Regions from separate parts of the Homo sapiens genome. Here region 1 is linked to region 2. Evidence: chromatin loops called from intact Hi-C (ENCODE). Cell type or tissue: B cell. All regions are shown on one strand. Each heading gives the region's core, and the rest is flanking DNA. Links, peaks and the distances in the headings are about the cores only.

What was found. A loop is a pair of places that touch in the nucleus more often than their neighbours do. Peaks named below come from ENCODE experiments on the same cell type or tissue, not always from the same donor. Only the 100,000 strongest peaks of a DNase experiment are listed, where the experiment ranks them.
Region 1: a loop joins it to region 2, with 7 times the contacts of the local background. A loop is called at or near these places in 2 of 110 quality-filtered maps.

The regions. Positions count from the first base shown.
Region 1 is chr3:149,141,516-149,149,515 of GRCh38, reverse strand. HPS3 (HPS3 biogenesis of lysosomal organelles complex 2 subunit 1) reads right to left here. Exons shown (of 17, transcript NM_032383.5): 5 at 3,970-4,162. Among named protein-coding and RNA genes, the nearest start is that of HPS3, 16 kb to the right of the region's middle. In B cell, for the core only: no CTCF peak of the experiment used is centred there; DNase peaks (open chromatin) are centred at 3,385 and 3,935; H3K4me3 peaks cover 1,995 bases; H3K27ac peaks cover 6,913 bases.
Region 2 is chr3:149,240,758-149,250,093 of GRCh38, reverse strand. It overlaps the pseudogene CPHL1P. Among named protein-coding and RNA genes, the nearest start is that of CP, 24 kb to the right of the region's middle. In B cell, for the core only: no CTCF peak of the experiment used is centred there; DNase peaks (open chromatin) are centred at 1,503, 4,193 and 6,423; H3K4me3 peaks cover 1,120 bases; H3K27ac peaks cover 1,983 bases.

The DNA of each region.
Region 1 (8,000 bases), core at 1-8,000, 100 kb after region 2:
CTTCCACTTCAGCCTCAGCCATCTCTGTCTATCTCTGCAACGTTCTAGGAAATGACCTCTGGAGTCCTGACAATAACTAGGACAGTAGCACTACCACTTACAAATCTGGAGTAGAGTTAGCAACCTTGGGAAGTAAACTGAGAGAGAGGGAAGCAAAAAAGCACCTGCAGTGGGACCGGAAGGACAGATGAGAATAGCTATGACCGCAAAAACAAATAGCCTTTAGATTTTAGAGATAAAAAGGCAGGGTTTCGGCCAGGCGTGGTGGCTCAAGCCTGTAATCCCAGCATTTTGGGAGGCCGAGACAGGCGGATCATGAGGTCAGGAGATCGAGACCACCCTGGCTAACACAGTGAAACCCCGTCTCTACTAAAAATACAAAAAAAAAAAAAAAATTAGCTGGGCGTGGTGGTGGGCGCCTGTAGTCTTAGCTACTCGGGAGGCTGAGGCAGGAGAATGGCATGAACCCGGGAGGCGGAGCTTGCAGTGAGCCAAGATCGTGCCACTGCACTCCAGCCTGGGTGACAGAGTGAGATTCTGTCTCAAAAAAAAAAAAAAAAAAAAAAGGCAGGGTTCCCTGACTTACCTCCACCTGTAGGAATCCAGTCTATTGGCTACTGTTGGAATCCTAAGCAGAAATGTATACTAGAGAAAGAATAAACTGAAATGTGCTGGCATTGAAAGATGTCCAAGATATGCTGCTATGTAAAATAGCAAGTTGCTGAACAGTGGACAGAGCATGATCAATTTCTGTAATAAATAAGGCATAGTAGTACATGCATTGTAAAAACAACAACAAAAAAAAAAAAATGGCCGGGCATGGTGGCTCATGCCTGTAATCCCAGCACTTTGGGAGGCTGAGGTGGGCGAATTGCCTGAGGTCTGGAGTTCCAGACCAGTCTGGCCAACATGGTGAAACCCCGCCTCTACTAAAAATACAAAAAAATTAGCCGGGCATGGTGATGGGCACCTGTAACCCCAGCTACTCAGGAGGCTGAGGCAGGGGAATTGCTTGAACCAGGGAGGTGGAGGTTGCAGTGAGCTGAGATCACGCCACTGCACTCCAACCTGGGCGACAGAGCGACACTCCATCTCAAAAAAAAAAAAAAAAAAAAAGTCTTGATATGCTTAACTCTGGGAGAATAGGATTTCATGGGGGGCTTTCCTACTTACACGTTTCTATAAAGTTGGCATTTTACATGATTTTATTTTGTTCTTTGCTTCTTAAAAAAATCTCTATTGCTTTCTTTAGGCGTATACCTATCTTCCAGAAACTTTTCAAGACCACCTTATGGGACAAGAGATTTTGAAACATTTATCTATCGGGTAAAATAAAAAAGATGGGCCGGGCGCAGTAGCTCACATCTGTAATCCCAGCACTTTGGGAGGCCGTGGCGGGTGGATCATCTGAGGTTAGGAGTTGGAGACCAGCTTGGCCAACATGGTGAAACCCCATCTCTACTAAAAATACAAAAAAATTAGTCGGGCATGGCGGCAGGTGCCTATAATCCCAGCGACTTGGGAGGTTGAGGCAGGAGAATTGCTTAAACCCGGGAGGCAGAGGTTGCAGTGAGCTGAGACCGCGCCATTGCACTCCAGCCTGGGCAACAAAAGAGAAACTCCGATTTGATTTGAAAAACAGGAGTGGAGATTCTTATTAAGAATCTGAATTTACATAAAACAACTGCTATTCTAATGTCTAATGGTTTCACAGTGAAGTTAATGATGTCAGTCTCCTTTAGTGCTGATAATAAGAAAAGCTCAAAAATGTCCTGTCTGGAGGCAGTCAAAACCCACGCATTACAAGTCCATTCAAACCCATAATATAATGCTTTCAGGGCTCTACACTCCAAATATGTACATAACTTATAAATAAGAGAGATGGGGCAACAGATTTAGTGGGTCCACTCACTAAATTCTCAGTGTACTTCAAGTATATGCAATCAGATGGGAAAAAGATGGATAGTCTTTTACATCTATATGATGGGACAGAAATTAGTATATTCCTTTCTTTTCCCTTTTTCCATTGTTTCTGAGATGGTATAGTTTCCTAGATTCTTCTGCATCCTTAAAAATCTTTGTCTTTCTCCTCTTGCTTGCTGAGCAAGACCTTCACCAGAGTTTAATTCTTTAATAACTTTTCACTATCTACATACTCTCACTACTTTAATAATCAACTTTTTTTTTGGCGGTAGTAAAACTTCTAAGCTTTCCTCTTTACCCTAATCTACAGTTCTATGTGTCCAAAAGCCTACTTAGCATTATGTCTTGATAATCTATAAGCATCTCAAACTCAAATGTCTAAACCAAACATCTCTTTTGCCCCACATTTCACCAGCCTCCATTGTTTCATAAAAGCAGGCAAAACCTTGGTGGGATTTTTCATGCCTCCTACATCCCCATTATCCCATCAGACAAGTCTTTTAACTTTCCCACTGAAGCCTCTCCCATGCATCCTCCCTTCTCCTTTCATTAACACTACCATGCCTGAATACCGCCCCTTAATATCCTTGCCTGAACTATTCCAATAGCTTATTTATCTATGTTCAATCCATCTTCCACAACAGCCACCATTAATTTTCCTAAAACAATGTTCTGATCATATTACTTTCTCTGGTTAAAACTTTAAAAAAAAGTCCTTAGTTTAATTTTCAAATCCTTGAGCTCTCTTTTCAAGCACTGTTTTCACCACCTGTCTACTTTTCAGCTTCTTCATATTTAAAGAACATCACTACACAACACTTTGGACACTGGAAAGAGTAGCTACCTCCACATTGTTCACTTAAGAAACACACTGCCATCAGCAGCATTTCTCCTTAAGCCAGAAATCAGGTGGAGAAGGGAGTGCAACCACTAAGAGTGGATATCAGAATCTCCAGATTGGTTCTATGCAGTTTGGAATCTCCAGCACCTGCTAGAGATTGTGATACTACCACTCAGTGGTGGGGTGATCTCTGTCCTGTGCAATTAATTTTTGGATGTTCCTAAAAACTTGATACAGTTTTTGTTTATAGTCTTCCTTCAATCTATAATGCACATCTCTTTCAATCTTCATCTACCAAAATTCTAGCTAGCTTTCATGCTTCACTTCAAACACAATCAGCTATCCACAACTTCCCCATACAACTTAGCCAGAAGTAACTTCCCTCCTCCCAATGTCAATGGCACTTTCATGAGGTCTTAAGACATTTTTCGCAAATCTCCTAGTGTCTGTGACTCTTGTGTGTCTCTCTAACCTTCTCTTCTATTGTTGCTTTAGAAAGTGGTTGGTGTATCTTATTCACAGTTGCATGGTCAGAGGGCACAAGGAAGTGCCCTGAACATAATCTAAGCTCAAAAAACAGGAAATAGAACCAAAACCATCATATGCTGCTGAGATTAAAAGGAAATGAAATCAAGCTACTGCTTGTGAACCCAGTTTACATGCCAGCATAATAGGGGAAGGCAACTCAACACATCTGCCACCAATTAGCACATGACTTTGGCCAATTCTAACCTCTCTGTAACAACTTCCCTATCTGTGCCAATCAAGGAGAGAATCAGATCATCTCTCTGGCCCCTTCACAGTTCTAAACTATTATAAATAACTCAATTTATACTAGAAAAATATGGTAGCAGTGAGAAAAAAAATTTAGGAAATCTAAAAAGAAACTTAAAGAGACGCTCTGACTGGCTGCATTGACTTTTCATTAAAACTCCCTATGAAAGTCTTCCTTTATGAAGAACCTTATACTTCCTTACAGGGACCCCTATCCAGTCTAGGGAAACAAACAAAGACAAAACCAGAGTCTAAATCTTTGACATTGAAAAGGCAGGTATGGGTCATCAAAAGACAGACTTACAATGACATGTAACTCATGCATTTATAGTACTCTATGCTAGTTCACACAATTCTCACAGATTTAGGAAGTACCTCAAAAATTTACAAATAAGTGACTCACAGGCCAGCAAGTGACCCTCTAACAGTACCTTGTAATGACGTGCAAAAATTGTGGCGTGAGTACTGCCTGCTGAGACTTTTCAGGATACTGGTAGACTGACATCAATTCAACAGATTTGACAACCATGTAGAGATAGCCCACATGAGGTAAGGAGAAAAAGCAAAAGAGACTCAGCAATTCTTTTTCCTGAGACAAATTTTTTCCATCAGATGTAAGAGAACCTGCATGCAAAAATGAAAGAAATAAAACACCATGAAACCAGTAAATAAAGGGGGAAATAATCATATATTGACTTTGCTATGCAAACTGTATCAGTGGGTAACCAAAGAGTTGCAAAGGGGAAGTTGCTCTTTATAGAAGAATGTTGGTAAGAAATAAAAAAGGAGTAATATAATTAGAATATCGGCATTGTACAACCCCTACTAAATTAACAGATCTAAGTAATGATCATCAATGGCTGTTAACATCACAAAAAGAGTCCACTGGCAGAGCTCAACACTACTTGGGTTTCAAAATAATAAAAAGAATAATAAATAATCTGAGCAAGCCTGAGTATAGACCAGCAATGTTGATAGAAATATGTGAGCCACATCTGCAATTACTAGATTTCTAGTAATCACATTTTTAAAAGTAAAAAGAAACAAGTAAAATTTTAATAATATTGTATTAACCCAACATATCAAAAATATTACCATTTCAAGAAGCAATAAACACAAAAATTAATATTATATACATTTTTGTACTTAGTCTTCAAAACCTAGTGTGTATTTTATACTTATGCCATATCTCAATTCAGACTAGTCATATTTCAAGTGCTTAATAGCGGCATGTGACTAATGGCTACCATACTAAACAGCATAGATTTCCATCTACCAACTCAAATGGAAATACAGTGGACAGAGAAACATGTTAAATGACACGTAAGGATTCACTTAGCAAAATTCAGATTGTTGGAAATTTTACAGTAAAGAGTCTAATTTCTTGTTAAATAAGATGCAAAGAAAAGAGAGGAAGGAAAGCCTAGATATTAAAAGAGCCTTAAAAGACATAGCAATCAATTGCAATGTATGAACTTTATTTGGAATATGATTCAAACAAATGAATTACAGAAGTTTTTTAGTCAATTAGAGAAATGTGAACACTTACTGGATATCTGGTGGTATCAACAAAATTTTTTTTATTTTTATTTTTTGAGACGGAGTCTCACTCTGTCACCCAGGCTGGAGTGCAGTGGCACGATCTCGGCTCACTGCAACCTCCACCTCCCGGGTTCAAACGATTCTCCTGCCTCGGCCTCCCAGGTAGCTGGGACTACAGGCGCCCACCACCATGCCTGGCTAATTTTTTTTTTTTTTTTTTTCTAGTAGAGACGGGGTTTCGCCATATTGGCCAGGCTGGTCTCGAACTCCCAACCTTGTGATCCACCCACCTCAGCCTCCCAAAGTGCTGGGATTACAGGCGTGAACCACCGCACCCGGCAACAAATTTTTTATAATGTGAAATAGCATTTTGGGTTTAAGTAAAAGAATACTTTTAGAGACATATGTTGAAATATTTATGAATGCAATGGTATGAACTCCGGGATGTGCATCAAAATAATGTAGCATGGAGCAACACTGTTGAAGCTGTTTGATGGGTACGTGGGGGTTCACTGCACTATTTTCTATCTACATGTGGCTGTAATTTTTCATAACCAAAGTTGTTTAACAAGTACCCTGACTGACACCCTTGAAGGACACCAATTAATAGCAGAAGTCCAATTCTGTACTCTCCATATTTGGCTGAAAGTCAACTGTCCAGTTTTTTTCTCCCTATTCTTTTTTAACATATATCTGTGCTCTGGCCAAAGAGAACTGCTCACGAATCTCCAAATACACATAATTTTACACCTCATATAATGTTGGTTCCCATTATGTAATATCTTTCCAAAATCTCTATCATCCATTACGGCCCAGCTCAAATACATATGACCCATCCATTCGTCTATTCAGTCAGCATTCATCAGGTACCTACTAAGTGCTGCTGTTCCAGATTCTAGGGATACAACAGTGTTCAAAACAACGTAACTGCTTTCACAGAGCCTTCATTCTAGTGATGGGGATTGGGATGGAGAGTAAACAAGTAAACTCCAGTGTGAGTGGAGAAGGGATATTTTAAATTGAGAGGTCAGAGAAGTCCTCCGTCATGAAGTTACACTTCAGCTGCGAACTGAATGACTTAAATGCACCAGTCACACAAGGCTGAGAGGAGTACCCTACGCACAAGAAGAGCAAATAATAGGTCTTAGATAAGCGTGCCTGTGGCGTCTCTAAGGAAGAGGGAAAGGCCACTATGGATGAAGAATAGTAAGCAGGGTGAGAGTGGGACACGATGGGCTTAGAGTTAAGGTCATATACGCCATGGAATGGATTTGGAGTTTTTATTCCAAGTGCTATGGGAAGCTCACTGGATCTTTAGCTGACCCTCTAATATGGCTATTGGCCCTGTCTGGTCTCCAGCCCTGTCTCACTGCAGCCCCCTTAGTTTTGCTTCTCTCAGTTTCTCAGATGTGATCCTCCCTCTGCAACAGAGCCTTTGCTGCTGCTTCTGCCTGGAAGGCTCTCTTCCCCTCCCCTGCACCAACCCAACCCTATTCCCAAGTGAGTCCAATTCGCCCTTCAGATCCTCTTTCTCAGGAAGCCTTCCCTGACCTCAAGATGAGGTCAGGGTCTTTTGTTATAGGCTGTCACAGGGAGGTTTACCACAGATCACTCATTTCAGGGTACAACTGTGAATCTGCCGTTATTCGAATGTCTCCCTTCCCCCACTAGACAATTAGCTCCGTAAGAGCAAGCACTTCACTCACTGTTAGTTCCCTAGTATTCAGCACAATGCTCAACATAGTAGGTACTCAATAAATATTTACTAAAAGAAAAAAAAATGAAGGTTAGAAACACATTTAATCGGAATAATATTTGTATCTTTCTCTAGATAACATCTAAAGATGTTAATCAGGCCAGAACTGAGTGCAGGGCCTATTAGTGATTCTCAATCATGGTGCCCATTAGACTCTTGGGGAGTTTTTAAAAAATACTAATGCCCAGGCCCTGTAACTGATATCTTGCATGTAGAGCCTGAGTATCAATATCTTAAAAAGCATTCAGGTAAGCCCATTGTGTGGCAGGGTTGAAAACAACTGCTCTAAATTATTTTCCATTCAGTCCACATTTTTACACCTAATTCACAAGCCAATCATAAGAAGCTTGGCCAAATACCCAGCTAGAACCCACACATACCTTGGCTCTAACAGGTCTCCAATTTCCTTTTTGGGCCTAGAGGCCATTTCAAAAAGGGAAATGAGTTCAGTCTGTCATGCCTTCTCCATGGCTTCTCCTAGCAGGTATGACTTCCCTTTCTAGTACTCATAGGTATTTGCTAAGGATTTTGGGCCGGGTGTGGTGGCTCACACCTGTAATCCCAGCACTTTGGGAGGCCGAGGTGGGCGGATCAATGAGGTCGGGAGTTCGAGACCAGCCTGACCAACATGGAGAAACCCCATCTCTACTAAAAATACAAAATTAGCTGGGCGTGGTGGGGCATTCCTGTAATCCCAGCTACTCGGGAGTCTGAGGCAGGAGAATCACTTGAACCCGGGAGGTGGAGGTTGCAGTGAGCCAAGATCATACCATTGCACTCCAGCCTGGACAACAAGAGCAAAACTCTGTCTCAAGAAAAAAAATAATAAATAATAATAAAATAGAGGTCGGGTGTGGTGGCTCATGCCTGTAATCCTAGCACTTTGGGAGGCCAACACAGGCAGATCACAAAGTCAGGAGATCGAGACCATCCTGCCCAACATGGTGAAACCCCGTCTCTGCTAAAAATACAAAAAAATTTAGCCGGGCTTGGTGGCGGGCGCCTGTAGTCCCAGCTACTCGGGAGGCTGAGGCAGGAGAATCACTTGAACCCAGGAAGTAGAAGTTGCAGTGAGCCGAGATCGCACCACTGCACTCCAGACTGGCAATAAAGCGAGACTCAGTCTCAAAAAAAAAAAAAAAAAAAAACAAAAAAAAAAACTTT
Region 2 (9,336 bases), core at 738-8,737:
TGGGAAGCCAAACCCTGATCAAACACAATACCAGGAGGAGAAAATAATTATTACCATTGCAGCCGAGGAAATGGAATGGGATTATTCTCCTAGTAGAAAGTGGGAGAATGAACTCCACCACTTACGAAGAGAGAAGTACCATGATAGCTCCAGTCTCTAAATGGGAAGGGTTCTAAGGGTTCTTTCTGAGTCTTCCTCTCTTTCCTTTCAGTCTCTCTGTGTGTGTCTGTGTCTGTGTGTGTGTTGTATTTATTTGTGTTTGGTATGGTGGGTGTGTGTGGTATATTTATTTGTGTTTGTTATGGTGTACGTGTGCATAATGGATATGTGGATGTGGTATTTGTGTGTTTAGGATATTCTCCATTATAAATCACTTCAAAATTTGTGTGTGTGTGTGTGTGTGACATATTCAATTGCAAAGGGCTTCAAATCTTTCTAAATATCTATATAACTTACTTATGGGCTTTATTTCTTCCTGCCTGAGTTTTCACTTCTTGCATCCTTCCTGGACATATGTTACTGTCTGATCTCACCACAGGAATAGTGACATAACTTCAGCTACATTCAGTATCTACAGTCAGGTGTTTCTTTTGTCTTCATTTTCTTCTACCTCTATTCTTCTGAGAACTTCAAATTAAAGACACCTGTTTTTCTCTTTTTGTACAATTTGATTTCTCTCTCTGGTTTTCTCTCTTACTGTATATTTATTTATAAAAACTAAATTTTATCCTGAAAATAAGCTTTGAAATGTAGAATGAATATCTACCTATCTTGCTAGAATTAATATATATTTTTAAAAAGATGACTTACATTTTTAGGTAAAACAGCTTCTAGATATAAGAAGTTCTTCCATATGAGTTCTTTGTCTAAATTAATGGTTAAATTAACTAACTTTGTGGGGTTTTTTTGTTTTTGTTTTTATTTTCTTAAAGCCAAACGAGCATGTATGTGGACAGAAGTGGAACACTTCTTGGGTCCAAATACAAGAAAGTCTTATATCGTCAATATGATGATAACACGTTCACAAATCAAACAAAAAGGAATGAAGGTGAAAAACATCTCGATATACTAGGTATTGGTATGCCATAAGATTGGTTTTCGAGTTTTTCTTGTCCTCAGCCATTAGAGATTGTTGTACACATGGAGGCCATTGTCAACCTCTACTTCAACAGAGGAAAGTACCTGTAATTCTGGTTTGTTTGCTGATAGGCATTTTCATTGGGGGAAAAAATGATTCAAGTGTTGTTTCCTAAAAAATAAGGAGAATGTAGAAAAGTAATGTGCTCAGTTTCAGATTACCTGGATTCTTGCTCTCAGAATTAAAAAATTCTAGAAAGGAGTTTAGAAGTAGCGTGCAGGGATCATTTCAATACAATTAAAACAAAGCCCAGGGGACCCTAGTATAGTGAGGAAAGGAACTTCTTTATGTAAATTTAAGTGTCTTCTGTCTGAGTGAGGAAAAGTACAACTCTTTCTTCCACCCTTGATAGATCAAGTAGGAAACCTCTGAGTCATCCCAGGTGCCCACATGCGACATTTCCACACGCCCAACTCCTGTTTCAGTCTTAATATCTATGTGTATATTAGAGGTTATTTTATGATGTGGGATCCTGAGGAGATGGATTTACATGCTGATGAAGAGGAATTTTTGCTCTTTTTTGCTCTCCGTCAGCCTCTAGAGCTTGTCTCTTTGTGAGCCCTGGAGGGAAGCCTGTGCTATCCTGTTGCTGCTGCTTTTGAGTGGGCCCCTATCTTTAGTAACCACAGGATGTTTGTTTTCTCTAGGATTGTGGCTGAATGCATGAAGATAAATAACGCAATCTGACCCTCAAGGTTCTATTATTATTTACGCAAAAAGGAAAACACTTTATTAAAAAGAAAAACCATGCATATTGTTTGGGGAGGTGAAATGGTCACAGGGAGCAAAGAGGCCCTGTCTTTAGCTAGCATTTAGCCTCCAGCAGGCATCTTCAGGGCTCTAATTTTAGTAATTGTAGCACAAGTTTGCAGAAAGTTCTTGCTGCTTATCTCATCTCAAAACCACCTGTGTTTCAGAATTTTTCAGAGCCACTAATTCAACCTGCTTCCAAATAGAAAGAAGATTTAAAATGAATTTTATACCTGTAGTTTCTGGCTTAGGATGAAAGGGAGAGAGAGTAAAATGAAGGTTTTTAGTCTGTAAGAGAGAAAATCACTTTGGGTCAATAAACAGGCCTTGCAGCTCCTTGCAATCCTCCAGTAGAATAAGGAGCAAGGGAATAAAAGGCTTGAAAGTTGAGATTGGTCAAGAAAGAAAAGAAAGGGTTTCATTTTTAAATTGTATGTTTTCCTAGGCATAAACCGTTGTTCATTAAAATAAGTTTTCTGGCAAAAAAAAAAAAAAAAAAACTCATAAAATTCTAAATGATTTAAAAATTTCAGGCAAAAATCATGTTTCATAAATCAGCAATGATCTACTTGTTAAATGTTTTTATTTCATTTGGCTGCATGTTAAGTAAAAGGATAAGAATAAGTCACTGTGTAAATAAGAAGAGAGATGACTCATAATTTAAAATAAATAACAATTACTCAGACATATTTCTTTTTATATTCCCTAGGTCCATTAATATTGCTCAACCCTGGTCAAATAATTCAAATTATCTTTAAAAATAAAGCCGCAAGACCGTATTCTATTCATGCTCATGGAGTGAAAACAAATAATTCCACTGTTGTTCCAACTCAGCCAGGTAACTACTTTGGGAGAAAAATAATCCCCAAAGCTTTTATGCAGGACTACGAGGCTAATGTTCTTTTAAATATATGGGTGCAGTTCCAGATGAGAGAGACGAGTGGACTAGTAAGATGAGCCTGAAGAAAGCATTTGGCGGGGGAGTTCCTTCTGCAAGTCAAGTTTACTTCCAGGCTGGGGCACCATGAGCAAAACTGTGAAGTGAAGGTTTGGTCTTCAGGGCCTACCTCCCCAGTGTATGAATTTCTCCTCTAGGTCCACCCTCCCTCCCACCGCTGTACCTGTCCAGCTGCCAGGTATTCTTATACTATATACAATCTCTCCAACTAAAGTGCTAAAGTAGGAGTTGAGTACAAGATGCAATATGTGAGAAAGTGGGGGAGGATTGAGCCAATAAGAGGAAATGATGGACCCCATGTATTAACATTTCCGTGGAATGGAATCACTGCTATACAGCATGCCATTCAACATAATTAACTCAGAAGAACATTAATATATTTTACTTAAAAATGCCCAGTAAGCAGACTGTGATATGAGGATTTGTGTGTAGATAGTGCTCTTGGAATCAACTAATATGGAAAGAATGAGAAATGAGTAGGATTGGACAGGGAGTGAGGTTAAGCAGAGATGCAGCCTCAACAGAAGTCACAGCCAACACAGTTCTGAAGATAGGGTGACCTTCAGCTTTCCTAAGCTGGAGTGAGAGAGCTGGGCTGTTATGTCCCTGAAGCAGTCATTAGATGCAATCTTGAGCAAGGTAGCTTTCTTCAGCCAAGGCTCTCTCTAAAGGAGGCTGACGCCTGCTGGAGTGAAATGTTCTTCATTCTTGATTGGGAATCTAGGGGTGGCATCAGAATGTCCACTATAGTTGCTCACCAAAACAAGTAGTTTTGGAAATTAAGAGTATCAATGAAAGCCAAATTCAGAAAGAAAAGATTTGTAAAGCAGAGGGACTGACAATAGACTTTGATGGTGGGCGAAATGTTTCTTTTTGTTTTTAAAAGCAGTCCTGTGGTCTGTTAAGTCTCATATCAAGGGAGTTTGCAAGTCAGTCCACTGCTCTGATTAGTTAAGAAAGGATCTACTACATGCATTCCACAAACACTTCTGAGTACTCTACCTGCTGTATGCCAGGCATTGTGTGATGTACTGGAAGGCAAGGGTTAGTGCTAAGTAGATTGTTACAGATTTGGGAGCTGGAGGTGGGGTTGGTTAATGTCATAGGACTATAACTCCCATGGATCTGTGGAAGTGGGAGATACAGAATTACGGTGGGGAGGGAGCAAAAGAACTTCACTGCAATATAGAATATAGAATTAAGATCCAATAGGACTAATATGCACAGCCTTGAGGGCAGGGAGGAGGTACATGTGATCCACACATTGGAATGTTCAGAGCAGGGATTCAAGGCTTTGTCACATTGAGTAATTGCCACATTGACTAAGATCACAAAGCAAGAAGTGAAACCAGAAGTGAAAGCTAGGACTATGCTGCCTACTATTTTTATAGCTTTAGTGTTTGCTCATTGTCTGGTTCTCCGTAAAGAAGTCTGATTTTAAAAGCTCTATTTAAATACACTTCATTTGTCTATTTCAGGAGAGATTCAAATATATACTTGGCAGATACCTGATAGAACTGGTCCTACCTCACTGGACTTTGAATGCATACCTTGGTTTTACTATTCAACTGTATCTGTGGCTAAGGTAAATTTTAAATCAAATAACAGTTCTTATCCTATCTCCTCCCAGAAATTATAACGGAAGGAAGAAGGTATTTATCATTGCTCTTAAGAACCTTAGTTCCATGTAAACTTTCTATTAAGTAACTTAATTACTGTTCAGCTTTTATTCCTACATTGGTCTGCATTTTTCAAGAGCAAAATAAACTATTACCTCATGATTACTTAGGCTTATAATTCTTTGCATAATCTCACTGTGAATTGAAAAATATATCTAATTATACAATAATAGACTATACTTTGTTCCACTGAATAGTATTCGAATTACAGAAAACAACATACACTAAAGAATTTTAAAATTCAGTTGGATGTGGTGGCTGATGTCTATACAAAAAATTTTAAAATTAGCCAGGCGCAGTGGCACATGCCTGTAGTCCTAGCTACGGGAGGCTGAGGTAGGAGGATTGCTTGAGTCCAGGAGTTCAAGATTATGCTGAGCTATGGTCACTCCATTGCCTAGGTGACACAGCAAAACTTGGTCTCTAAATAATAATAATAGTAACAATAGTAATCATAAATAAAGAATGGTATAATTCTATGATTAATAAGAAATATATATATACATATTGTGTGTGTAGGGGGGTGTATGTGTGTGTGTGTTTATATTTAAAACCCTCAACTATAGGGTTCAAGTTTATTTGCACTAAAAAAAAAAAAAAACAGTGCAAGTATTCTATTTGAACTCTTATCTTGGCCCACTCTGCCTGGAACAAGAATCTACACAGAGATTTAATTCAAAAACAAAATGAAGACAAACAAACCAAGACTCTCAACTAAAAGCTGCTGCAGGGGCAAAAGCACAAAGGTGAAGGGACTAACTCCTTTAGACTTCCTGCCAACCAACTTCAATGCCAGGAATTCTAATTAAAACCAAAATTCTTTTTTTATTAAAATGTCAAAAATAGAGCTAAATCCACTGAAAAATGTATCTAAAATCCCTTTCAGAGGTTTGGTGTTCTCTTTAGACTTCAACTCTAATGAATGAGGTTACAATTTTTCTTCAATCAAACATTGAGCATGTCAAATATTTTGTTCTTCACTCTCAGAATCCTGATAATTAAAAACTCAGGATTTGACCTCATTAAAAACTAAAACCGGATTCTACCTCTTTTATTTTGTGGGGGAAAATGTTAGTTGTGGCCACAGTGAACGATCTTGCTTTGCCTCCTCAGGACCTTCACAGTGGACTGGTAGGCCCTCTCTCTGTATGCCGCAAAGACATCAACCCCAACATAGTTCACCGTGTTCTCCACTTCATGATATTTGATGAGAATGAATCCTGGTACTTCGAAGACAGTATCAACACCTATGCTTCAAAACCAAACAAAGTGGACAAGGAAAATGATAATTTTCAACTCAGCAACCAAATGCACGGTAACATTCACTCACTGACTCACCAATGGTAACCCACAGGTTGCTCTGCACAAATGAAACAGATGAAAGGGCCTCGCTCCACACTGTTTATAGAATTCAACTACATATAACTGGTATGGATCATGTAGACCAGGGGTCAGCAAATTTTTTCTGCAAAGGGCCAGATAGTAAAGAAGTTAGGCTTGCAGGCCACATGGTCTCTATCATAAGCCATACTCTACTCTGCCACTGTAGAATGAAAGTGGTCACAGACAATAGGAAAACAAATGAAAGTGGCTGAGAGCCAAAAACTTCATTTATGGATGCTGAAATTTGTATCTCATAAAACATGTCAAGAAATAATATTATTAAATTTTTTTTCAACTATTTAGAAATTTTAAAACCATTCTTAGCTCATGGGCTGCAGTAACAGAGGCAGTGTGCTGGACCTTGCCCATATGCCACAGACTACTGATTTAGCAAGCACAGCAAATTCTCATGCTTTCTAGAGCTATGTAGACAATGTAAAAATAGGAACATCAGCTGTCATTTCAGGAGGAACTTACTACCATAATTTTCTAAGTATTTTGCTTGGATGAACACAGACAGAGGTGGGGCTTGGGGCAAACCAAAGTGAACATGGCCCCACCCACACTTCCCCATCACATTACCTTCACAGGCAGAACTTTTGAAAACTTCATGCTCATCAACCAAAATTATTTTATAGGTTGACTGTGACTAGGTGCATCTATTTACATCTAGATGACCTCCCCCACTCTAGAATCACAGTAACAAGACAATTATTCCAATAGAAAGCACATAAACAATCTCACTTACTTTCTTAGCCAGGGAAACTTCTCATCTTAAGCTGCTCAGCTGAGAGGGGTCAGAGATATGACTGGGTAAAAGATCCTTAACTAAGGCAAATTCAAATATAGTAATCTCCCACTTCTAAGGTTGTTTTTTCTCTTTTTTAGAAATATATGTAAATTTAAAGTTAATTCAAGGGTGACATCCATTTTACCAATAGTCTTTTTAATAAGTGTCATAGAGGGCACAAAGCACCTTGCGAGGCCCTAAAGAGATACAAAGGCCCATAATATGGGTCATCTGCCCTCATGTTGTTTACAGTCTAAGGGACGCCAGACTTGCGCATTGCTGCAATCCAAGGAGGATGACGCGGGGTGGGATGCTGTCACGGAAATTTAAACACAGCGCAGTGCTTTAAATTCCTATTTGGAAGATTTGGAAAGGCTTCATGATAGGGAAGAGACATTCAAGTTGATTTTTTAAGGTTTCATAGGAGTCTGTCCAGTTAGAAAAGGAGGGAAATGACACTCCAAGTAGATGGAAGAATGTGATCTAAGTCACATAGCACTTGGGAAGAAAGAGCCAACAGAATTGTGGAAGACCTCAAACACCTTGTTAAGAATTTAGACTTGATCTAAACCAGGGTTTCTTAACTTCCTGACCTTTTAGGTTAGATAACTCTTTGTTGTATGGAGCTATCCAGTGCATTGTAGATGTTTGTCGACATCTATATCCTCCACCTACTAGATGCCAGTAGCATCTCCCCACAAGTTATGACAACCAAAAATATTTCTAGGCATTGCCAAATGACCCCTGGGGAACAAAATCACCTCCTGTAGAGAACCACTGTACTAAAGCACCAAGTACACTGAGCTAGGGCGTGGGGGGATAGATTTTAGGAATAACTCTGGCACTCATCTGGGCACTTGTACTCCAAGTATGGCCCAAGGACCAGCAGCATCAGCATCACTTGGGAGCTTGTTAGAAATGCAGAATTTCAGGCTTCAAAGACCTAAGTCAGAATCTGAATTCTAACAAAATCCCCAGGCCATATTCACATTAAAGTGTGAGAAGCACTAGTCTAGAGCAGTGTCTTCTAGTTTCTTCTATTACATCCCTCCATCAGCTGAAAGCATTAGAACTCAGCCTCCATAGATATATAGTTATATAGTTATAGATTATATACTTGCACCACTGTACCAATGCATTTTATACATTTTAAAGATGCACAAAAACGGCAAAGTAAAAAGAGGATATGTGTGTGTGTGTATGTGTGTGTGTGTATGTATGTGTGTGTATATATATATATATATATATATAAAATCTTCATATTTTATTTACATTACCCTTTGGAAACCACACCTGTAGAGGACAAGAGGGGGCCTGGACCTCACAAATGGCCATTCCAGACATACAAGTGGCAGATCACAAAGGTTTGACTTAGGGCAGTTAAATAAGAATGCACATTCCTAATATTCTTCTTTGTCTTTTATGGAGACAGGGTCTCACTATGTTGCCCAGGCTGTTCTCGAACTCCTGAACTCAAGTGATCCTCCCGCCTCAGCCTCCCAATGTGCTAAGATTACAATCATGAACCACCATGCCTGGCCATTCCTAATATTCTAAGTCTCTTGTGATAATTTTAAATACACAATTCACCAATATAAGTATGCTTAGTTGTGAAATAGTCAAATCCAACCTGATTGTGTTAACACAAAGTCAGTGCCTCATTTCCTTGGGCAAGAAAAACTCCTTAGAATTAGACACATCCATGAATGGATGGCTTGGTCACATTTAACAACTTCCTTAGTCTGGCTTTAAAATCCCCACTGCTTCTGAAAACATCCATGATATTTTCTATAGGGATGATAATACTTTTTTAAAGTGGTGATTTTTTAAAAGCCCACATTATTTTAAATCCTTGTTGAATATAATAAACTGTGCCTTTCCCTGACTCCCACAGCAATTAACGGAAGACTGTTTGGAAATAACCAAGGTATAACATTCCATGTTGGGGATGTAGTGAATTGGTATCTGATTGGCATAGGGAATGAAGCTGACCTGCACACAGTTCACTTTCATGGCCATAGCTTTGAATACAAGGTAAGAGCCTTCTACAGTCCATATCCTGTGATGTCTTGTAAACCAGTTATCAGGTAGCATGGCAAGATAACAGGGCTGGAAAGAAAATGACCAAGTCAGAAATTTGATCCATATCATCTATAATATATCAGGTGCAAGTAAATAATTATAATTTAGCTCTTTATATCCCGTGGACATTTGATAAATGCCGACCAAAGAATGAAGTGCATTTCTCACTCTAATTTATTGTTAGTTAATAGGTAAATAAGACATTTATAGTCATTTCTAGTTTTGTACTTTCTATCTCAACTTAAAAAAATTTTTTCATGCCCTCAGTAACATAAAGAAAAATACTCTGAATGCTCATATGCATTTTGCCACATTAGCTTTCTCTTCCATGTTTTTTTCTGAATGCAATTCAAAGTGCATTGCAAACATTATGACTCTTTACCCCTAAATACGGAAACATCCCTAAGAATACGGACAGTCTCCACCCCAACTACAATAAAATTATCACGCCCCCAAATTAACATTAATTCAATAATATAGTCTAATGTACAATCCATTCAAATATCCCAAGTTGTCCTAAAAATGCTCCCTATAGCTGTTTTTTTTTTTAAATCTA